Linked DNA regions of Homo sapiens: region 1 is linked to region 2. Evidence: read pairs that join two places in POLR2A ChIA-PET (ENCODE). Cell type or tissue: MCF 10A. All regions are shown on one strand. Each heading gives the region's core, and the rest is flanking DNA. Links, peaks and the distances in the headings are about the cores only.

The links. ChIA-PET counts read pairs that join two places held together with the same protein. Peaks named below come from ENCODE experiments on the same cell type or tissue, not always from the same donor. Only the 100,000 strongest peaks of a DNase experiment are listed, where the experiment ranks them.
Region 1: POLR2A ChIA-PET joins it to region 2 with 18 read pairs; 6 of 35 experiments call an interaction of 5 or more read pairs at or near these places.

What each region holds. Positions count from the first base shown.
Region 1 is chr20:293,861-306,183 of GRCh38, forward strand. ZCCHC3 (zinc finger CCHC-type containing 3) reads left to right here and starts at 3,710. Exons shown (of 1, transcript NM_033089.7): 1 at 3,710-6,461. The coding sequence starts at 3,727. The coding sequence ends at 4,938. RefSeq lists silencers at 3,814-3,903, 4,084-4,153, 7,345-7,639. In MCF 10A, for the core only: no CTCF peak of the experiment used is centred there; DNase peaks (open chromatin) are centred at 3,531, 4,441 and 4,821.
Region 2 is chr20:230,652-242,974 of GRCh38, forward strand. No RefSeq gene overlaps it. Among named protein-coding and RNA genes, the nearest start is that of DEFB129, 9.6 kb to the left of the region's middle. In MCF 10A, for the core only: a CTCF peak has its summit at 5,428 (motif pointing right); no DNase peak of the experiment used is centred there.

The sequences.
Region 1 (12,323 bases), core at 142-8,141, 61 kb after region 2:
AAATAAACCTCCACCTTGTCTGAGACCCTGTATTTGAGAGTCCCTTTGTTACAGTAGCTTAACCTGTACCTTGATTAATACAAAGAAGAGCTTGGCCACTGTCAGACAGCCTTCCTCATCAGACATGCTGACCCAGCATGGACACCCACTGAGAGCTGCCTGTGCCCCACATCTCAGGTACTTAACCAGTAATATTACTGCCTCCCACTTCAATTTTTTTTTGTTTTTGAGACAGAGTTTCGCTCTTGTTGCCCAGACTGGAGTGCAATGGCATGATCTTGGCTCACCACAACCTCTGCCTCCCGGGTTCAAGTGATTCTCCTGCCTCAGCCTCTCGAGTAGCTGGGACTACAGGCATGCGCCACCACAACCGGCTAATTTTGTATTTTTAGTTGAGACGGGGTTTCTCTATGTTGCTCAAGCTGGTCTCGAACTCCTAACTTCAGGTGACCCGCCCGCCTTGGCCTCCCAAAGTGCTGGGATTACAGGTGTGAGCCACCGCACCTGGCCCCACTTCAAATTTTTAAAAAAAATACATAAAAACATTTGCAAAAATGCTGCCATCTTAATCAAAGCCAAAACACACTTGAGGGGCCACTGACAATCACCTGTAACAAAGCTGTTGGAACTGGGATTGAATCAGATGGGGTCCATTTGCACTTACACCTGTTCAGGTGGCATTTCTGTGTTCACGAACACCTGATGGAACTTCCTGCCCCCAGGATAGGTGGGCAAGATGAGCTGGCCTTTCCTCCCTGCACATGTGAGGTGATAAATGTGATAGAGGGCCTCTCAGGCCTGCTTGGCTCCAGGCTCAGCAATGGCAACCTGGGCTCTGATTCCATCAACATCTTGCTGAGAGGTGGACTAGGCTGAGCAGGCAGTCTCGGGCTTCCATCCATGTCATTTGATGTGCTGGCTTTGTGGCAAATGTGCACAGCATCCTAAACCCACAATCCCTACTGTTGTCACTGGGTAAGATGCCGTGGTTCTTGTGGAGACACCTGCTATACTCGACATAACAAGATCCTAGACATTCCTTCTTATCATCTGCACAGCCCTCCAGAGCTGCTCTCTCCATACGGCCTCAGTGCCCATCCGGACTGCTCTCCTTGCAGGGTACCTGCCTGGCCCCTGTAGCTCCTGATGTAATAATCTCTGCAAAATTTGACCTGGAAAAAATGAAACTGACCAAAAGGATGGCCCTACACATACCAATGAAATTGTACAACAGAAGAAGATATGATTAGCAAAATTGGACATGGAGCCAGAACCTAATCCACAAGTCAAATATTTTCAAAATACAGACAGATGCCTTTAAAGTCCAACACAAAACAAAAATGCTCAAAATACGTTGATTATATGAGAGTTCCTGACTAGTGCAGTAAGACAAGAAAAAGTATAAGATTTGAAAAAAGAGACAAAACCTTCATTATTCACAGACGATATGATTGGCAATACAGAAAAGTAAAGAGATTCCAAAAACCACTGGAAATTTTTTAAGGTTTCAACTTTGTTGCCAGATATGGGGTCAGTACACAAAATTCAATCGTGTTTCCTCTAACGGACACCAACAAACCATATGTAACTTCTGATTTACAATAATTTCACTTACAATAGCAGTCAAACCACGTGGTACTTTGGAATAAATCCCCAAAAGTATGTAAGACCTTTATGAAGAAAACTATAATATTTTATTGAAATTCATAAAATAAGGCCTAAATAAGTGAGAAATCAAGTGGGGTCATTGATGGAAAGACTCCGTGTTATAAAGTGGTAATTCTGTACAAATGCAGTGCAACGCCAATTAAGATCTCATAGTTTCCTGGAACTTAGTAGGCAGGTTGTGAAATTTATATGGAGGTTCCAAATATAGCTGAGACCATCTTAAAGAAGACGAAAGAGAGAGAAGAATGTTTCCCATAAAAGAAGAAACTGGAGTTCAGATTTCTCTTTGGAAACTGAAAGATCCCCCCACAGTGGACCCTCACTTCTGGAGAGGAATATTCAGCTACAGTTGACTAGCAGTTGCCCCTTCAGATAGAATATTCGATCTCCAGTTCACCCAGTATATCTTCTACTTAAGGCACCTGCCTGACCCTTGCAGATATTTGATTATGTGATAGTTACCTGGAGTGAGGGCTTAAGATAAGAGGAATGGAAGAGATTGTTTAAAATACATCTATTGTTTGGTTGTGTAAGTATTCTCCTCATGGTGAAACTTGACCAGGCAAGTAGAAAGAATAACAGAGAAGTATGTGAATCTAAGACATTGATGTTTCTGGTAATGGTGAAGTTCCGAGTATGATCACGGGAATGCGTGGCTGAGAAGGGATAAAGGAAATGGTGCCTGAGGATATAAAGTGAGAGGACTGGAAAGTGCAAACGGCCCAAGTCAGTGGCTCCCCTGAGACCAATACCAGCAGTTGGGATGAAGGGAATCTGCCTGTTAACAAGGTTTCCTAGGATCTGATGCACAGTTCTTGATCCACGGCGTCAGAAATAAAGTGGTTAAATAAATATAAGCTACCGGCCGGGCGCGGTGGCTCACGCCTGTAACCCCAGCACTTTGGGAGGCCGAGGCGGGCGATCACGAGGTCAGGAGATCGAGACCATCCTGGCTAACACGGTGAAATCCCGTCTCTACTAAAAATACAAAAAATTAGCCAGGCGTGGTGGCGGGCGCCTGTAGTCCCAGCTACTCAGGAGGCCGAGGCAGGAGAATGGCGTGAACCCGGGAGGCGGAGCCTGCAGTGAGCCGAGATTGAGCCACTGCACTCCAGCCTGGGCGACAGACCAAGAGTCCGTCTCAAAAAAGAAAGAAAGAAAGAAATATAAGCTACCTATACGTGGGGCTGCCTATTAACTCCGCCAAGTGACTTAACTCCTGCCTCTTTATCTGTAAAATGGGCATAATTACAGCATTGTTTTTGGAAGATTCCATGTAATAAAGTCTGAAGTGTGCTTAACACAGTACTGGGAACTTAAGCAGCACTCACACTTCATCCTAAATACGACGAAAGTCTTTTCAAAAAAATAAAAATTAATGCAATATGACTTACTTGGAAATGTATCAAAAAATAAAGACCGATGAATGGATCGAGGCGTAGTGTGACAGAGTAAAATTTTAATGATAAAAAGTTAATGGTAAAATGTTCACTGTAAAACTTTCAACTTTTCTTCTTGAAAACGTGCATAATCCGACGTGGGAAAAAAAATAACGCATTGCAGTCAGTTCTGGGGAAACGGAAAGCTAAGTTTTAATTTTGCTATTGCTTTTGCTTTTTTAACAGAAAAGGTACAAAAAAGAAAAAATGGGAGAGATGTTGCCGAACTCCGTCCCGCCTGTGGGCTGTGGGCCGTTAGCAAAGCTGCTAGCATGAAATCGTCGAGCACCGCTTGCGAAACGCCAAATCCTCGAGAGCGAGGCCGGAGGCTGCCAAACCCGCGCTGGGGAAAGGGCCGCCTCCGGGCGCCCCATCCCGCTGCGGACGGAGGTGAGGTTGGAGCGAGCGCTGGCGGAAGAGAGGCTCAGCGCAGGGGGCGCAGAGCCGGCGCTGGCCAATATGCGCCGCATGTGATACCTTTGAGGGCGCGGCGGGGGAGGGTAGCGTCAAATTTCAAAAAAAAAAAAAAACCAAACCCACACAGCCCCGGCGGGCGGGCGCGCGCGATGGGCGCCCTTTGGCTGCGGGAGCGAGTGGAGGATGCTGGGAAGGAGGTAAAATGGCCACCGGCGGCGGCGCGGAGGAAGAGAGGAAACGGGGGCGGCCGCAGCTTCTGCCCCCCGCGCGGCCCGCGGCCCGGGGCGAGGAGGCCGACGGCGGCCGCGAGAAGATGGGCTGGGCCCAGGTGGTGAAGAATCTAGCCGAGAAGAAGGGCGAATTCCGCGAGCCGCGGCCGCCGCGGCGGGAGGAGGAAAGCGGCGGCGGTGGAGGGAGCGCCGGGCTCGGCGGCCCCGCGGGCCTGGCGGCGCCGGACCTCGGCGACTTCCCACCGGCTGGCCGCGGGGATCCGAAGGGCCGTCGGAGAGATCCGGCCGGCGAGGCGGTGGACCCCCGCAAAAAGAAGGGCGCTGCGGAGGCGGGCAGGAGGAAGAAGGCCGAGGCGGCGGCGGCCGCCATGGCGACCCCGGCCAGGCCCGGCGAGGCCGAGGACGCGGCCGAGCGGCCCCTCCAGGATGAGCCGGCGGCGGCGGCAGGCCCGGGCAAGGGTCGCTTCCTCGTCCGCATCTGTTTCCAGGGAGACGAGGGCGCCTGCCCGACCCGGGACTTCGTGGTAGGAGCGCTTATCCTGCGCTCCATCGGCATGGACCCGAGCGACATCTACGCGGTCATCCAGATCCCGGGCAGCCGCGAATTCGACGTGAGCTTCCGCTCAGCGGAGAAGCTGGCCCTGTTCCTACGCGTCTACGAGGAGAAGCGGGAGCAGGAGGACTGCTGGGAGAACTTTGTGGTGCTGGGGCGGAGCAAGTCCAGCTTGAAGACGCTCTTCATCCTCTTCCGGAACGAGACGGTGGACGTGGAGGACATTGTGACTTGGCTCAAGCGCCACTGCGACGTGCTGGCCGTGCCGGTGAAAGTGACCGACAGGTTTGGGATCTGGACCGGGGAGTACAAATGCGAGATCGAGCTGCGCCAGGGGGAGGGCGGGGTCAGGCACTTGCCAGGGGCCTTCTTCCTGGGGGCCGAGAGGGGCTACAGCTGGTACAAGGGGCAGCCCAAGACATGCTTTAAATGTGGTTCCCGGACCCACATGAGCGGCAGCTGCACGCAGGACAGGTGCTTCAGGTGCGGGGAGGAGGGGCACCTGAGCCCTTACTGCCGGAAGGGCATCGTGTGCAACCTCTGTGGCAAGCGAGGACACGCCTTTGCCCAGTGTCCCAAAGCAGTGCACAATTCCGTGGCAGCTCAGCTAACCGGCGTGGCCGGGCACTAAACACCCGCCTGCCTGCCAGGGTGAACACACAGCCAGCTTATCCCTCTTAAGTGCCAAAACTTTTTTTTAAACCATTTTTTATCGTTTTTGAAGGAGATCTTTTTAAAACCTACAAGAGACATCTCTCTATGCCTTCTTAAACCGAGTTTACTCCATTTCAGCCTGTTCTGAATTGGTGACTCTGTCACCAATAACGACTGCGGAGAACTGTAGCGTGCAGATGTGTTGCCCCTCCCTTTTAAAATTTTATTTTCGTTTTTCTATTGGGTATTTGTTTTGTTTCTTGTACTTTTTCTCTCTCTCCTTGCCCCCCTCCCGCCCTCCCCGCCCCATACCTTTTCTTCCCCTGGATTTTCACCCTTTGGGCTGCCTTGCTCATCTTTATGCCCCAGCACTAGGTACGGGGCCCAACACGTGGTAGGCACTCCATCAGTGTTTGCTGAATTGAAAACATTGTTGACTGTGGCTTCTATCAGAGTGTCTACCTTTTGCAGCTCTTCCCCTCCCTCATTTAATTTGCTGCTTTTAATCTACGTGGTCTGAGAATTTGTGAAACCAGTGTTGTTAGAAGTGTATATAATCTGAATCAATAAGCTCTGAATGGTGGCCAAGGGCCTCTCTTATGGCACAAAGATGCATGGACTTCATGACAGCTCTTTTGGTGGCTCAGAAGCCATTTTTTATAGAATCATGGAATCTAGAATATTCCTGCTGGAAAGAACCTGAGAGTTGGTTTGGACCAATTCCCTGGTTTTCCAGCAGATGAAACAGGCCCAAAGAGGTTAAATGACTGGGTGAAAATCACATAGCTGTCTGGTGCCAGAGCCAGCCTATAGTAGAGTCCCCTGACCCCAAGCCCGGTGCTCATTCCACTACCTCTCACACTTCACAACAATTTCCTCAACACTTGAGGGCCCAGAAAGTCTGATCTCTCCAGAATGATCAGCCCAGAGGAATGCTGAGAAATCACCTGGAGGAGGGAGCAGAAAGAGAAGGTTTTTAAGGAGGGGCTTCTGAATACTTGGGAGATACGGAACGGACCAAGGACCACACTCCAGGGTGCATTCGTTGCTCCCTGGGGCACCACTTCTGGATTACAGTGTGCCAGGTCCTTTGGAGGCCCTACCCCTTCCCCATTCATTGCCACCAGTGAGAAATGGGGGTGCCCCTGTGTAAAGAAACCTACCAAAGGTTTACATTTGCACCTTAGCCTCAATAGCTACGAACCCTAGAGAAGCAGCTAGCTGGAGCTCATGTGCAACTCCTGATTCTCAGGAGAAAGATGGATTTTAACCCAAAATTATGAGTGAGCTGTTAACTCTAAAATGTACTTGGGAGATAGGCCAAGCGAGAGGTCATGGGCCAACTAAGTGTTATCCAGTAGAAAAGACAGTACACTGCTTTTCTTTTAGTGTTTGCTTTTCCTTTGCTATATGTTTTGCTATTTCCTTGTGGCTTAGAATGTAAAATTGATTGTTAAAAGTTTTGTTCTGAATAAATATTTATCTTTTGTATTGCTAAAACTGGTGCACTATTTCCTTTCAAAGTGTTAGATGCACAGTTACCCAGCTCCAGACCGTATTTCAATCCCACTTCCCCTACACTCCATTTGTTTACCTTGCTAAATACATTTCCCACCCCTGCAGGCAACACTTAGCACCTACTACGTTGTGCCGGTCCCTTTGCATCACAATCAGCACACTGTTAAAACGGGTTTTAAGTCCTAACACAGTTCCAATAAATCAGAATCACTGTTAGAGGAAGTGAAACATTTTAGTTAATCATCCTCAAGCAATTCTGATGGGCAGCCAGGTTTGAGACCAGAGTATAAGATGTGTGAGCTGAACCCTGCCCTCAGGGAGATTACAGACCTGTGGGAAAGAGAGGTGGTTTGCCAGCTTCCTCGTCTTTCTGTTACTGTAAGCGCGCGCTGTGGATGGGATGCAAAATATTCTTGGGTTCTGGGAAAATGCCATTTCTTCCAGCTGTTGAAAAAGCGGGATCCAGGGAGCTGACTTCTCCAAGTTAGCCCCCACTGGAGACTGGGCCTGCAGGCAGAATAGGGTCAAGGTCCCTGGACTTCAGGTCCAATACCCTGCAGACCCCAGATACAACTCTCTGAAGGATTTTCCAGCTGGTGATGCTAGGATGATCTGATCCTGAGAGTTAAACGTTCCCAGTATATTGACTCTGACTCAGTGATTTGAGGATATTTCCAGAGCTGATCTGGAGTTGGGACCTGGTAGGCTCTTGGGAATCCTGTCTTTCAGAGCCAGTTCAACCCCTCTCCTTGTCTCCCAAAGCAAGCAGACTCTCCCCTCCCTCCCATCCCTCTTTCCCGTCTTTGCCAGCGGTTTCCCTCCCTCTCACAGAGCTGGAGGCCAGGGGCCAGGAGAAAGCCTGCATTCACCATACTCTCCACTCCGTTCCTCAAAGCAGGCACTGTGCCAGGGAGCCTCCTTGAAGGAACCTTCCCTCTCCTGGCCCCATCCCCCCACTCTCCAGGAGGGAGGAGAGGAAGAAACTGTTTCCCTGCCCATCCCCCACAGGATCTGCTTCAAGGCCTCCTGCCTGGTGGCCCAGGGACAGCCAGGGGCTGGAGCTGAACAAACCTCCCCCAGCTTCCTTTCCTGATCAAGCAGCCCTCAAATTACAATTCTTCACTGTTTTTGGGCTCCTGGAAAGTGTGCAGAGATGCCCGGACTGAGGCTGGTTGACTAGGGGACATTGATTCATTCCACTTCAACAAATACGGAGGGCATTAGAGCTGGGCCCCATGCAAGGCCCTCTGCATAGGCTGCCTTGAACAAGACAGTGCACTTGCAATGGAAGGTACAGATAAGTAACAGTAGGCAATGTTTACAATCATATATTTAACAATTTTTTTTTGAGACAGAGTCTCACTCTGTTGCCCAGGCTGGAGTGCAGTGGCATGATCTTGGCTCACTGCAACCTCCACCTCCCGGATTCAAGCGATTCATGTGCCTGAGCCTTCCAAGTAGCTGGGATTACAGGCACGTGCCACCACGCCCGGCTAATTTTTGTATTTTTAGTGGAGATGGGGTTTCAGCATGTTGGCCAGGCTGGTCTCGAACTCCTGACCTCAGGTGATCCACCTGCCTCAGCCTCTGAAAGTGCTGGGATTACAGGCGTGAGACACCGCACCCAGCCAACATTTGTCCTGTATAGAATTGTCTGAAGTAAAGGTTTCCCTAGAAGAGAAAACGTCCTGACTGAAACCTGCAAGATGAGTAAGAACCAGGCTAAGAGTGAAGAGACAGCCAAGCAGCAGAAATAGCAGATGTAGAGGCCTGGAGGCCAGAGAGCACACAGCGTGTTCGGACTGGCCAAGAGTCAGGGGAAGATGTGGCTGGGAGAAAACGCCGAGAAGAGGTGTCACAGGGCTTACCAGCCATATTTAAAAACGTGGATTTTGTCCTCAGAGCCTCCAATCAGGCCTCCTCCATTCCATTCATTCTTTCAACACATGCCTGTTAAGCGCCAACTCTATAGGGGCCTTTTCTAAGCGATGGAACACAGCATGGAGCAGGATAATCAAGTCCCTGAAGCTCAGATTCTAGAGTCACACAAGTACATAATTACAGACGATGATGCACTAAAAGAAACATACAGGGTGAGATCCCTGTTTAACAAGCAAAGCTGATCCAGTCTTAAGGATCAGAGAAAATGTTTGAACTGAGATGGAAAAGACATAAAAGGAGTTAATCGAGAGATGGGGCTGGGGATTAAGGGATGGCAAGGGTATTAACCTAGGCAAGAGGGATAGCAAGTAAAACAACCCTATAGTGGGAGGAGGCATGACCACTTCTAGAGACTAAATGAATCAGTCTAAGTTTAGAAACAGAAACCACTCTTGCTGTTGAAGAAAATGCTGGTCCCTGGGCTGGGTATTAGGAATGACTCCTAGAACACCATAGAACTGCCAGGGGAGTTACTACCTCTCACAGTCAGAAAGACAGAAGCCAGGAGGCCACCACTGGAAAGGCTGAGCATGAGGACACAATGGTGAAGCTGCCACCCAAAGACAGGATCCTGGGATCAGAAAGTCACTGCCAATGCCACTGGCAGGACAGTGAAATGCCAAGTCCTTTCCCTGCCTCTACAAAGCCAGGGACTGTGCACTACTGTCTCCGCAACCATTTACAGGTAAAAACAGCCCAAACTGTCTGGCTTACTTATGCCTCCCTTCCATCTTTTATGCAAATACATCTAAGTGCTAGAGCCCTAGCTGCAAGGGAGTTGGGAGATGTTTTAGCTTTCCAGCATCCGCAACATAGGAAGGCACATAGAATGGGGATGGGTGCTGTCTGTCAAAAGACAATATCCAGCACAAAAAATGTGACTGCAGTGCAGAGAAGAGGAGCTCGTGGGAGCATCTGGTAGGCCATGTTAAGAATGTGGGTCTAAGAACGATGTGCCATTGAAGGACTTGCAAGCAAGAGAGTAACATGATTAGATTGGTTATGTTTTACAAGCATCATTCAGGATAGTTGGTGGAGACTGGGTCAGAGGAGAGCCCAAGGGGAAATACAGTATAGTTCACCCAGGTCTCTCGAGAGATGAGGACATCTTAGGCATGGAAGGCGGAGATGTACAGAGAGAAACAGCCGAGTAAAGAAATCTTTCAGAGTTTAAGTCAACAAGATTTGGAGCTATATTTGACATGGGCTGGGAGAAAGTTAAGTACCAAGGATGTTGCCCAGGTTTCTAGCTTCTGCAGTTGGATGGATGGTGGGGCTTTTCCCTGAGATGCGAAACAGAAGAGAAAATCCAAGTTTAGGGTGAAGGGCTTGAATTTGATTTTGGATATATTGAGTTTAAGGTCTCCGTAGAGGATATCTAAGAGGAGATGTGGAGTAGGCGGTTGGATACACACAGATCTTACATTCCTAGGAGAATTCTGGCCCTGAGAAATAAACACAGGAGTTGTACAGCTGTGGCTTTCAAACTGTTTTACCACATCCCACAGTAAGATATATATTTTACATTGCAGCCATCATACATATGCATGTGTGTATTTATATCTAAATCTGAAATAAGCTTCCTCAAACAATATTTGCCCTGTGCATGATGCACCTTGACACTTTCTATTCCATTGCTTCATCCTTTTGTCAATGCTTATATGACGTGTTAAACTGATTTCACACTCTCCTAATGGTCAAGAGAGAAAGCAGAAGGAAAGATTATACCAACTAAGATTGTGCCTCAAGCAACTTTGACACAGTTTTCCCTGATGGAAAAGGAGATGGTGAAAAACTAATAAGGGACAGCCAGAAAGGGAGAAGGAAAACCAGAACGTGCAGAAACACATAAACCAAGGGAGGACATTTCAGGTGGTAGGGGTTAACAATTGTGTCAAGGGCTGCAAGAAATCAAGTAAAATCAGCTCTAAGAAATGTCAATTGAGGCCGGGCGCGGTGGCTCATGCCTGAAATCCCAGCACTTTGGGAGGCCGAGGCGGGCGGATCATGAGGTCAGGAGATTGAGACCATCCTGGCTAACACAGTGAAACCCCGTCTCTACTAAAAATACAAAAAATTAGTTGGGCGTGGTGGCGGGCGCCTGTAATCCCAGCTACTCGGGAGGCTGAGGCAGGAGAATGGCGTGAACCCAGGAGGCGGAGCTTGCAGTGAGCTGAGATTGAGCCACTGCACTCCAGCCTGGGCGACAGAGCGAGACGCCGTCAAAAAAAAAAAAAAAATGTCAATTGAGATCAGAACTGAAGAGTGCCCTAGGATTGAGTAGTGTGGAGGTTATCAATAAGGGCCTTTTAGAGGAAAGTGATGGGGGCAGATTAAGGAGCAAATGATCTTTCTAAGATGTCAATCTGGCACGCTGACCATTTTATTCCCATGTCACGTCCTCTGGGACTCCCTTGTGCACTTGGAACCCAGCCTGGTACCCGATCCCTTTCACAAGAGGCTCCTGGACTCCTTTCCAACCTTACTCTCAGCCAGATTGCCCATTACATCCCTTTATGTCAACTCCAGTTACGGCTGACAAACAGCAACCAGAAAGAATTTTGGAGTATGGAGTGGTACAAGACCAAGCTAAGGGGCCAGGTGCAATGGTTCATGCCTGTAATCCTAGCACTTTGGGAGGCCTAGGCAAGTGGATCGCTTGAGGTCAGGAGTTCGAGACCAGCCTGGCCAACATGGTGAAATCCTGTCTCTACTAAAAATACAAAAAAAAATAGCCATGTATGGTGGCATGCACCTGTAGTCCCAGCTACTCAGGAGGCTGAGGCAGGAGAACTGCTTGAACCTGGTGATACAGGAAGGGAAGTGCTGGGAAGGGAAGGGCACAGTCCCTTTAAATGACATGGAAGGGAGAAAGGGCGTGGTCCCTGGCTAGGGCTCCACCCCAGCCTGTGCCCATGGACCTAGGTGAGGACAGGCATTTTTGTTTTCCTGCCCAAATGTTGCATTTCCCAAGACCACCCTGGCCGGCCACGCCCCCATCCTGTGCCTATAAAAACCCTAGCAGGCAGACACACAGGTAACTGGACGGCTAGAGGAGCACATCAGTGGAGGAACACACAAGCGGCTGGACGTCGAGAGGAACGCACCGACAGGCACTGACAAACCAGCACACCACAGGCCATCGACCAACAGAACTATGCAGAGTTTGGCTGGGGCAGTCGGAGGGGAGCCTGGGCCACTGAACAGTCCAACTCCAGGGGAAAACCTTCTCACTCCATCCCCTTCTGGCTTCCTCCATCTGCTGAGAGATACCTCCACTCAATAAAACCTTGCACTAATTCTTCAAGCCCAGGTGTGATCCAATTCTTCTGGTACACCAAGGCAAGAACCCAGGATACAGAAAGCCCTCTGTCCTTGCAACAAGGTAGAGTGTCTAATTGAGCTGGTTAACACAAGCCACCTATAGATGGCAAAACTAAGAGCATACGGTAGCATAAGCCCATTGGGGCTTCAGGAGCTGTAAACATCCACCACTAGACACTCGTGGGGTCGGAGCCCCACAACCTGCCCATCTGTATGCTCCCCTAGAGGTTTGAGCAGCGGGACACTGAAGAAGTGAGCCACTCCCCTTGTCACACGCCCTGGGACGGGGACAAGGGAACTTTTCCCGTTTCAGTGGGAGGCAGAGGTTGCAGTGAGCCGAGATTGTGCCACACTGCACTCTAGCCTGGGCAACAGAGCGAGACTCCATCTCTAAATAAATAAATAAAAGGACCAAGCTAAGGGTGAGGAGACGTCAGATCATGCTGAGTTGAGGGTGGGGGCGCCACAGGAGTGCACCAAACGTGTACAAAGGCACTGATACATACAGCCCCATTTGCTGGCTTGTCAATGTGACTAAGATTTGGGGTAGGACATAGTAAAAGAAAATAAACACAGATA
Region 2 (12,323 bases), core at 2,226-10,225:
TCTATTCATACTAGCCACATCTCAAGTGCTCATAGTCATATATGAATAGAGGATTTCATAGCATATTGAACAGCAACAAGGCTAGAGAGTTTTAGGGCACAAGTAATTATAGTGACTCTTAGGCATAGGGGATGCCCCTAATCCAGAGGAGACAGGCATATTTCTGAGGGCTGTGGCATATAATTTAAGAGTATAGAAATTCAGGTCTGATATGCCCGGACTAGCATCCTAGATTCTGGCACTTTTTAGCTGTGTGGTCTTGAACAAATCATTTATCCACACATAAGCATCAGTTTATTTATTCATAAAATGGAGATGTGAACATTATATTATATCCCAGAAATCAGCAATCTCAGATCACTCTTCCTCTTATTGCCCAAATTACAATGGCACAGCCACCTATTCTAGTTTTTTAATAGCTTTATTGAAGCATAATTGATATACAGAGAATTGAACATATTTAATGTGAATAATGGCATGAGTTTGGGCATATGCAAAATCCTGTGATACTATCACCACAATCAAGGTGATAGACGTATACATCACCTCCCAAAGTAACATGACCATATTTGTAGAAAACCCTGAAAACTTCACGAACACACACACAAAAATGTAGAACTAAGAAATAGATTCAAAAAAGTCAACATACAAATATCAGTGGCATTTCTATACACTTAACAATGAACCATTCCAAAAGAAAATCAAGGAAACAATCTATTTACAAAAGCAACAAAAAGAATAACATAGGAATAAACTTAACCAAAGAAGTGAAAGAGGTACATTAAAAACTTAAAAATATTGATGAAAAAATCAAAGGAAACACAAATAAATGGAAAGATATTCCATGTTTAGGTATTGAAAGACTTAACATTGTTAAACTGTTCATTCTGTCTAAAGCAATCTACAGATATAATACATCTCCCCCCTTCCAAATCCCAATGGCATTTTTTAAAGAAATGGAAAAAACAATCCTAAAATTCACAGGGTACCATAAAAGACCCAGAATAGCAAAATCAATCTTGAGTAAAAAGAACAAAGCTGAAGGCATCACACTTTCTTATTTCAAAATATATTACAAAGGTATAGTAATTAGGCCAGGCGCAGGGACTCACGCCTGTAATCCAGCACTTTGGGAGGCCGAGGCGGGCGGATCATGAGGTCAGGATATCGAGACCATCCTGGCTAACACGGTGAAACCTCGTCTCTACTAAAAACACAAAAAACAAAAAATAGCCGGGCGTGGTGGCGGGCGCCTGTAGTCCCAGCTACTTGGGAGGCTGAGGCAGGAGAATGGCGCGAACCCGGGAGGCGGAGCTTGCAGTGAGCCGAGATTGGGCCACTGCACTCCAGCCTGGGCGACAGAGCCAGACTCTGTTTCAGAAAAATAAATAAATAAATAAATAAATAAATAAATAAATAAATAATGGTGTTGGGAAAACTGGCTACCCACATGCAGAAGAATGAAATTGGATCCTTATCTCACCCCATATAAAAGAAATCAACTCAAAACGGATTAACGACTTAAACATAAGACCTAAAACTGTAAAACTACTAGAAGAAAACACAGTACTGTTCTGTATTTAAGCTCCATGACATCGTTCTGGGCAATGATTTCTTGCATATGACCCCAAAGCACAGGCAACAAAAGTGAAAATAGGTAACTGCATCCAGATTTTTTAACATATTCTTCTCTGCTACATATCACCTACCTCCATTCAAAGGTCACCTTTCCCCATCCTACTCATTTTTTAATACAGTGTCACTCTAAGAAAGACAAAGATTTTTCATGATGCCCCACAGTGATTCTAGAATATAACTAAAAAATATTTTCCTGGAAGTTTTTGCACAACAGAAAGGAGTTGCAATACAAAGCATAAGTTTAACACCTGCTAGATATGTGTTCTCTGAGGAACCCCAAGCCTACCTGATGGGTGTCAGATTCTCTCCCTGCTACAGCTATTTGTCAAACTCTTGAAAGTCCAGCTTTCCTTCCCATGGAAGGAAAATTCCCACGGAATGCTCTCTTCCGTGTTTACCCACAGAAAGGAGAGAAAGGTTCTTTCTCACACAAGTCTAAGGCCTTCCTCTAAGTCACCTTTTCCTATCATAGAACTCACCCAGCACTTCTCAGGATAAATGATACTGCAGAATATGAGTTTGCTTCAGGGAAATCCCATACCCACTGTGAAAAATATGGTAACTCTCCAATATCAGTTCTCCCCCTTTGCTAAGTAATAGAACCCTCCAAATATTAGGTTGACACAAAGCCGACCAGAGAAAAGGCTGAATTTCCCATCTAGAACTGGTCATTCTTCAATTCAGACCAGCCATAACTGGACACTTTTGCAAATATTCATTAATAGTCTTGGTGAAAACCTCAGATTTCCATTTTGCCAAAGTTTCCAAAGGAAAAGAGGGCCTTTTTCTAAGCCCTGAGAGCCCCACAGTGACAGTAAGTTCTCCCTTGGAATTCACCCTGGCATACCTCGGTGCTACCCCAGATCCTTTCCCTCAGGGGCTATGAGATTAGGTTTCATGGCCGAATGTGACGGTTCATGCCTTTAATCCCAACACTTTGGGAGGCCGAGGCAGGAGGATGGCTTGAGCCCAGGAGTTTGAGACCAGTCTGGGCAACATCATGAGACTCTGTCTATGTAAAAAATAAAAATTAACCAGGTGTCATGGTACATAACTCCAGTCCCTGCTACTGTGGGGCAGGGGCTGTGGGGGCTGAGGAGGGAGGATTGCTTGAGCCCAGAAGGTTGAGGCTGCAGTGAGCTGTGGTCGTACCACTGCACTCCAGCCTGGGCAACAGAGCAAGACCCTGCCTTTTAAAGAAAAAGAGAAAGGAGGTTGGGCATGGTGGCTCATGCCTATAATCCCACCACTTTGGGAGGCCGAGGCAGGTGGATCACCTGAGGTCAGGAGTTCGAGACCAGACTGGACAACATGGTGAAACCCCATTTCTACTAAAAATACATAAATTAGCTGGGTGTGGTGGCGGGCACATGTAATCCCAGCTACTCAGGAGGCTGAGGCAGGAGAATTGCTTGAACCTGGGAGGCGAAGGTTGCAGTGAGTCGAGATTGTGCCACTGCACTCCAGCCTGGGTGACAAAAGCAAAACTCCATCTCTAAATAAATAAATAAAAATAAAAAAGAGAGAGAGTGAGATTAGGACTCACCCTGGCCATCCCAGGTCCTGCCACTCCAGGTCCTGCCACTCAGGGACTGTGTGACTCTATATTTTTTTTAACTTCTCAGGCCAATATTAGAACCCAATCTGATCAAATTAGAAACCTATGAACATTCCACTTACTAGCAGTGCATTCATGGAGCACTTCACAGGGAGTCACCAAAGTATCAATCAATCAATAAACTACTACCCTACCCTGAACTATTAGGTTGGTGCAAAGTAATTGCAGTTTTTGCATTGTTGGAATTTGCTGTTTGATATTAGAATGCGTTCTTAAATAAATGTGGTTATGTTACACTTTTTTTTTTTTTTTTTTTGAGATGGAGTTTCGCTCTTGTTGCCCAGGCTGGAGTGCAATGGTGTGATCTTGGCTCACCGTAACCTCCTCCTCCCGGGTTCAAGCTATTCTCCTGCCTCAGCCTCCCTAGAAGCTGGGATTACAGGCCTGTGCCACCATGACTGACTAATTTTGTATTTTTAGTAGAGACGGGGTTTCTCCATGTTGATCAGGCTGGTCTCTAACTCCTGACCTCAGGTGATGCACCCGCCTCAGCCTCCCAAAGTGCTGGGATTACAGGCATGAGTCACTGCTCCCGGCCTATACATCATTTTAATAGGCATTTCTCACTTTATGTTTTTTGATAATGACTTATTACTTGCTGTTGATTTTATGTTTATTTTAGACTATGGAAATGATGTCAGACAAAAAGAAAATTCAAGCGATTTTCTTATTCAAGTTCAAAATGGGTCGTAAAGCAGCAGAGACAACTTGCAACATCGACTGCGCATCTGGTCCAGGAACTGCTAACGAACGTACAGTGCAGTCGTGGTTCAAAAAGTTTTGCAAAGGAGAGGAGAACCTCGAAGATGAGGAATGTAGTGGCCGGCCGTTGGAAGTTGACAACCACCAATTGAGAGCAATCATTGAAGCTGATCCTCTTACAACTATACAAGAAGTTGCTGAAGAACTCAACCTTGACCATTCTATGGTCGTTTGGCATTTGAAGCAAATTGGAAAGATGAAAAAGCTCGATAAGTGGGTGCCTCATGAGCTGAGCAAAAATCAAATCATCATTTTGAAGTGTCGTCATCTCTTATTCTACGCAACAATGAACCATTTCTCAATTGGATTGGGACATGGCAATGAAAAGTGTATTGTATGTGACAACCTGCTACAAGCAGCTCAGTGGTTGGACCAGGAAGCTGCAAAGCACTTCTCAAAGCCAAATTTGCACCAAAAAAAAAGGTCATGGTCACTGTTTGGCACTGTGATCCACTACAGCTTTCTGAATCCCAGCGAAACCATTACCTCTGATAAGCATGCTCAGAAAATGAGATGGAAATGAGATGCACCGAAAACTGCAATGCCTGCAGCCGGCACTGGTCAACAGAAAGGGCCCAGTTCTTTACGACAAGGCCTGACCTCATGTTGCACAACCGACACTTCAAAAGTTGAATGAATTGGGCTACGAAGTTTTGCCTCATCTGCCATATTCACCTGACCTCTCGCCGATCGACTACCACTTCTTCCAACTTTTTGCAGGGAAAATGTTTCCACAATCAGCAGGATGCCGAAAATGCTTCCAAGGGTTTGTTGAATCCCAAAGCACAGATTTTTACACTACAGGAATAAACAAATTTATTCCTCATTGGCAAAAATGTGTTGATTGTAATGGTTCCTAATTTGAGTAATCAAGATGTGTTTGAGCCTAGTTATAGTGATTTAAAATTCACGGTCTGAAATCGCAATTACTTTTGCACCAACCTAATATGTATGCAGGTGAATTCTGTCTGTCTTTGCTAAGCAGTGAGGTGATCCCGTGCTTAATGATGTTACTGCAAGCATGACAGCGGATAGAAGCGGGGAGGGCCAGTGATGAAGATAACTATTAGAGAGGGCATCCCAGTTGATTAGAAGCCCATCCCTAACTAACTACATCACTTCTAAAGGCCTGATTTCCAGTCCAGAACTACTTTGAAAATGTTGTTTATGAACTCAAATTGTTAGTTGTAAAAATTATGAAATGAAAGACTATTATGAGCATATATAAAATAAATTAGCCAGTAAATAACCTAAGATGATGAAGAAAAGAGCACTAAATAAAACCATAAATAAAAAGTTGGGAGCTTGGTAATGTCCAGAAAAAAATATATATTTACTGTAACAAAGCAAAGGCCTTTTGTTAGTACATGAGACTCAGAATGCCTTAAGGAATGTGCTGGGCTCTAGAGGGCAGGGCAGGCACACAGCAGCTGGCACTGTTTGTCCAGACTCCTGCCTGGACAAGTTGAATTAGAAAAATCCAAGCAAGAAACAGTGTCACTACTGGCTTCCCTGCTCTCTACTCATCTGCTCAGAGAGCTGCATGCTAGTTTGGCCTGTCCTGCACCCGTAGAGGACAATAGGTTATCTACATCCTTCACCACTAAGTGAGCCAATGGGCTGAACTGTGTTCCCCTCAAAATTCATATGCTAAAGCCATAACCCACAATGTCACTGTATTTGGAGGTAAAGCCTTTAAAGAGGTAATTAAGGTTAAAAGAGGTCATATGAGCAGGATCCTATCCAACATAATTGGTATCTTTGCGAGAAGAGGAAAAGATACCAAGGATATGCATACACAAAGAAAAGGTCATGTTAGGGCACAGCAAGAGGTCAGCCATCTGCAAGCCAAGGAAGGAGGTCTCAGGAGAAACCAAACCTGCCAGCACCTTGATCTTGGACTTCTCGTCTTCAGGACTGAGAGAAAATGAGTATCTGCTGTTTAAGCCACACAGGCTGTGGTATTCTGCGATAGCAGCCCTAGACTAATACAGGCCATAAAAAAGATAATATCCTTTCTTCCTTCTTTCTGAGCTCTGGGTAAATGGAGGTCAGATAAAGCCAGGTGTGATGGCACATGCCTGTATTACCCGCTACTCAGGAGGCTGAGACAGGAGGATTGCTTGAGCCCAGTAGTTCTAGGCTGTAGTACACTGTGATTATACCTGTGAATAGCCATTGCACTCCAGCCTGGGCAACATAGTGAGACCCTGTCCCCTCCCCAACCAAAAAAAAAAAAAGAAAGGAGGAGGGGGAGGAATGAGGTAGGAACAATAGGAACAACAGATGCTTTTTTTTTTTTTTTTTTTTTGAGACAGAGTTTTGCTCTTTTCACCCAGGCTGGAGTGCAATGGCGTAATCTCGGCTCACTGCAGCCTCCGCCTCCCAGGTTCAAACGATTCTCCTGCTTCAGCCTCCCGAGTAGCCAGGATTACAGGCACCCACCACCATGCCTGACTGATTTTTGTATTTTTAGTAGAGATGGGGTTTCACCATGTTGGCCAGGCTGGTCTCAAACACCTGACATCAGGTGATCCACCTGCCTCAGCCTTCCAAAGTGCTGGGATTACAGGCGCGAGCCACCGTGCCCGGCCAACAGATGCCTCTTAAAACACCCTGAGCCTCTGCCTTTATTCTAAATTTGTCAGTCACAGGCCCGGGAGAAAGCTGAGCAACTTCAATAGGATTTTTAACTCAAATCTAAGACAGAAGTTTATATAAAGTTGTAGTCAGACTCGGCTGTGTTCAGAAAGTATATTTCTTCCATTGCTCAGCAATTATTTATTAGCATCTATTCTGGTCTCTGGGCAAACATTAAGGACTAAGAAATGAATGAACTCTAATCATTTTCATTCTTTAAAAATTGTGCAGCCAAGAAAGAGAAATAAATAGGCAAATGACCACATAACAGCAAGACATGTATAGTGAAAGTCATGCTCACTGCAATAAAAAGAACCTCTAGCTCTGAGTGAGGAAGGGGGAGTGGGTGCTGAGGTTGTGGGAAAGAGGAAGCGTGGGTAGAGTGAGGCAGACTGCTGTGGAGTGGAGCTGTGGGAGTGGCTTAGAGCTTGCAGGAGTAAGGGAATGAGGTGAGAGTGGAGGAACGGCAGAGTGCATATTCTCAGTTGCCAGAGATTCTGGGCAGCTTCTTTCGATCTTTGAGGATTTGGGCAGGAAAGGGTGAGAAAGGCCCATCTAACAATCCTGCGCTTCATAATCCCCTGAATCCTTGAAATTATTACTAAAGCTTAATGCTGGGAAAGATCTCTGATTCCCCTGAATCTGATTTGGCAAGCCAATCAATCATTTGTGTTAATTGGGAAAGAAATCAAATATTTCTGTGTGAATATACTCATCTCAAAACATTTTCAAGATAAAGTGTTTTACAAACTATGCTTCTGAGTCAATAGGATTCAGCTGTTTCGTTTTCATTTCAGCAACTTAGAGGAAGTTTATCTTCAGAAAAAATTGCTATAAGACACTTCCTATAAGCCAGCCCTGTGCCAAATTATTTACATGAATCACCTTCTCTAGTCTTTAAACAGCCCTATTATGAATGGACAATTATCTCAATTTGACAGATGATGAAACTGAGGCTTGAAGAGATTAAGTTACCTAAGATCACACAATATGCCTCCAAAATTCGAAGAGGGCCGAAGGTTGTAATTGTGCAAGAAGAAGCAAATTTTCTATCTCTTTGAACCATAGACTGTGGATCCACTGCAACCTTGCTGAAATGGAAGTCTTTGTTGTTTCATGGGGGTTTTGCTGAATCTTCTGGCTTGTAGCAAGAAACTACTTTATCTTCACCAGATCTTATCAGCACATTGTATACCTGTGTGATACTCTGTGTGCTAATAAAATTATCAAGCTTCCTGTGGGTCCAAATTATGGCAAAAACGTAAGACAAAATGATAATCCCAGCACTTTGGGAGGCCGAGGTGGGTGGAACACAAGGTCAGGAGTTCAAGACCAGCCTGGCCAACATGGTGAGACCCCCGTCTCTACTAAAAATACAAAAATTAGCTAGGTGTGGTGGTGCGCACCTGTAGTCCCAGCTACTCAGGAGGTTGAGGCAGGAGAATCGCTTGAACATGGGAGGCGGAGGTTGCAGTGAGCTGAGATCACACCACTGCACTCTAGCCTGGGTGACAGAGCTAGACTCCATCTCAAAAGAAAAAAAAAAAGAAAAAGCACACGACTAGTTATCATAGATACTGTTGGCTACTGTTTCCTCTCTGTTGTGTGGGTCTGAGCAAAGAGAGGGAATGGGATGCACCGTGCTTTCAGCTCTCTATAGTCTCTTCTGGATTTCAGTGTTTCAGCACAGCCCTAAAAACTACCACATGATTATGCCCCACGTAACAGTCAGATCACCTTGTCTCTAGAGAGACCACGCATCCATAACGAAGAACCTCTTATAACCATGGGTTCCACATCTTTACGGCTTAATCACTGATGCTCTCAGTGAACCTGAAAATTGATCCTGCTGAACAAGATCAATAAACAGAGTTTTGATTCAAAGGCAGCCCAATGAGTTAATAAGTGCTCCATGACAATGCCAAAGAGGATTAAGGAAAGAATAGCAACCTGGAGGAAGATGTATAGAAAAGCAGACCAGGTGCGGTGGCATGCGCCTGTAGTCCCAGCTACCCAGGAGGCTGAGGCAGGTGAATCATTTGAACCTGGGAGGTGGAAGTTACAGTGAGCCGAGATCACGCCACTGCACTCCAGCCTGGGAGACAAAACGAGACTCTGTCAAAAACAACAACAAAAAAAAACCAATATTAATAATGCAAATATTTGAGTTACAGGGCATTTTTAAGAGCCAGATACAGTACTGGGAACCTTGAGTATATTATCTCATTTAGTCCTTAAAACAACCCCATAGACTTTATATAAATAATACAACTGAAAGTTTAACTTAAGTTGCTGAAGTTCACAGATAAGCAGTAGAATCAGGATTGGAACCCATGTCTCATCATATCAGAGACCCTACGCTTAAGTGCTATGCTTCCTTGACTCTCACTGGCAACAGCTTTGGTGCATGTACCTAATGCCAGTTATATCATAAAGGATCTACATGGATAAGCTTATTTCATACTCTTAGAAATGGTTTGGAAGAGGCCAGGCGTGGCGGCTCACACCTGTAATCCCAGCACTTTGGGAGGCCTAGGCAGGCAGATCACGAGGTCAGGAGATCGAGACCATCCTGGCTAACATGGTGAAACCCCATCTCTACTAAAAATACAAAAAATTAGCCAGGCATGGTGGCATGCACCTGTAATCCCAGCTACTCAGGAGGCTGAGGCAGGAGAATTGCTTGAACCTGAGAAGCAGAGGTTGCAGTGAGCCAAGATCACGCCACTGCACTCCAGCCTGGGTGACAGAGTGAGACTTCGTCTCAAAAAAAAAAAAAAAAGTTTGGAAGAAGCTATAGAAGTCTCGATATTACTGGTGACCCAGTATAAGGAGGAGTGGTGAATATCCCTATTCTAAAGGATTTCCTAATCCTGAAGGATTTGGACAGCTCCTGCAATTGCCAAATGTAAGCGGCCTGAAAAGTTCACACTTAGATTATTGCCTTTATTTTTGGCTCCCACACTGTAAAAGAAATTAGAATTAGAGCACAGATACAAAAGCTATGATAATGAAAGTCCTAAAAAAAATTCCATTAAGAAACACACACATATAAGTCAGAAATTCATTGGGAATACCTTTGCATTTTAAGAGATGAGAAGGAAAGAGTTAACAGTAGTCCTGAAATCAATTCTCTCCCTTTAACAGGAGATACTTCTGGCAGGAAAGAAAAAAAAAAAAAAAAAACTTGACTCTGACTCTGTCAGATCTCCTTATAACATGCTAATAAGAGACCTTCTGGTAAATATGCTAATGATATTCACTAGCAGAGGGGTCTTTATGTAGCAGAATGCATCTGCTCAGTCCTCAATTGCTTCTGGTAAACAAACTTAGAGTCTATGAATTTACAGGGCATGGCTCCTTGAAAAATGTCATGTGTTTGTAATGCTAAGTAATTGCCAGAGAATAAAATGGAGATGTTTCTAGCTAAAATAGCCCCTTTGGGTAGCTGATGGGCACCCATGCATCACAGACATCACTTAGAGATCTTTCATGTTAAACCTATCCCATGGCTTATTTTCATGAGGCAAGAAAGGACCTGGGAAGTGGTGTGGACATCCCAGACTTTTGCATTTTTACCTGCTTCGTAATTACCCGTATCCTTGAAATTATTACTAAAGCTTAATGCTGGGAAAGATCTCTGATTCCCCTGATTCTGATTTGGCAAGCCAATCAATCTTTTGTATTAATCAGGAAAGAAAGCCAATATTTCTATATGAATATACTCATCTCAAAACTTTTCAGAAAAGATATTTTCCATACATGGAAATAGCTTAATTAACTTTTTCTGATTATGAGGTTACTTATAGTCATTTTGAACACTCAGACAAAACAGAAAACTTTATGGAAGATAAAATAAGAATAACAAAATCTTTCCCAAAGAGAAAGACCATTAAATTTTTGTATATATCCTTCCAGAGAATACACAAATTATATGTATATATATTTTACATGTATACATATATAACAAAGACTAGCTTATACTACCCACGCTTTCCTGTCATTTTTCTTTTCTACCTAAGATATCACTGACAGTCTTTTATATAATAAGGATAGTCCTCAATTATCATCATTGTTTAAATGGAATTCTAATGTGTTAAGTGCCATAAATTAGCAGATTCTCTATTGATAGACATTTAGCTTACTTTTCACATTCTCACTATGAGTAATGCTAAGAAGGCAATATAGTTCTTGCACCTTCATGAACATATTCTTTTATGCTATGTGCATTATTTTGGGTCAAAGGGCAAGCAGAGTTTCATTTAATTTTGTTTTAGACATGGGCTATATATTGACAAATTGCCCTCCCAGGAACAGTACACAGTTTTTCTTATGTTGCCTCACCCATGCCAGCAGTAGCTAGAAAATGCATTTCCAAAGACTGGTGCTAATTTTCTGTGCATTCTGTGAGTGCTCAGTCAATTTAAGCAATAACCACTTAGAGTAACAAAATCTATTCACCCTAATAGCAGAGATTTCTACTTCATCCCTGGCTCACTGCCCAACTTTTGATCTCATCTAAGGCCAATAAATGTAGCTCCAGACAAGTGACACAGGTAGCTCTGTCCCCATCCAATCTACCCAGCTACTTCTCTTAAGGCACGTTCTGATCCTTCAAGCATGAAGTTCTTGCCTCTGGCTTTTGTTTCTCTCTTGTTTCTGGCTTCAGTGACCTTGAGTACCCTGGAATCTTCCATATTGAGAAAGAAATGATAGAGGGGAGGGGACATGGAAAAAAGAATTAAATATATCTATTTTTAAAAAGAAAGAAAATTTTAGAATGGACATGTCTAGAAGGAGGAGGAAACAGAGGAGGGGGACAGGTATAAAAACTGGACTTCTCTGAATATACTCTGCTTTGAAGGTTTGACTTTGGAATCATCTACATATTTTATCTAATACAAGAATATCGAAACTTAAATGGCAATCCCAAAAATCTAAAAGGAATAGAAATCAAATTAGCCTCTGTAATAAATGGGTTGTATAACCACACAAAGGACTATTTGAAATGACTTTCAAAGAGTAATTTGAGAATACTTCCTTATTGGAATATAACCTAAAAACAGAAGAATTGCAAACTGTTTTCAATGTTTTCAGTAATCATATTGAGACTTTAATACATATATTGTGGGATAAAGGAAATGAATGTTGGTGTCACTGATAGAGATAAGAAATAAAAGTTCAGGTAAAAATTCTGTAAATCCTAAATTTGAATTGGAATTTTATATTTTATTTTTAAAATACCTTTTTCTACCCCCATCCACTGAAAAGCCCTAGAAATATTGGCCAACCTAGTAGAAATGATTTCCCTCTCACCCGGGATATTATCTCTAAATATAATTTACCAAAGTCTTATTGAAGAAATTGCTGTTTCTGAGCTTGAAGCAACTATACAAATGTACCTGGAAGATTTTACCATACTGGAAAAAAGCAGCTTGACAAAGACTACTGAAGTCATGTCAAAAAAAACAAAGAAGTCAACTTGAAGGGGCTTTCTCTTGGCAAAGATGGGAAAATGTGAACCTTGATAAAAAATAATTGCATGCATTATTCACAGTAACCAAGATATGTAATCCACCTAGGTGTCTATGGATGGATAAATATATAAAGAAAATGTGATATACACAATGAAATATTATTCAGCCTTTAAAAAGAAAGAAATCCT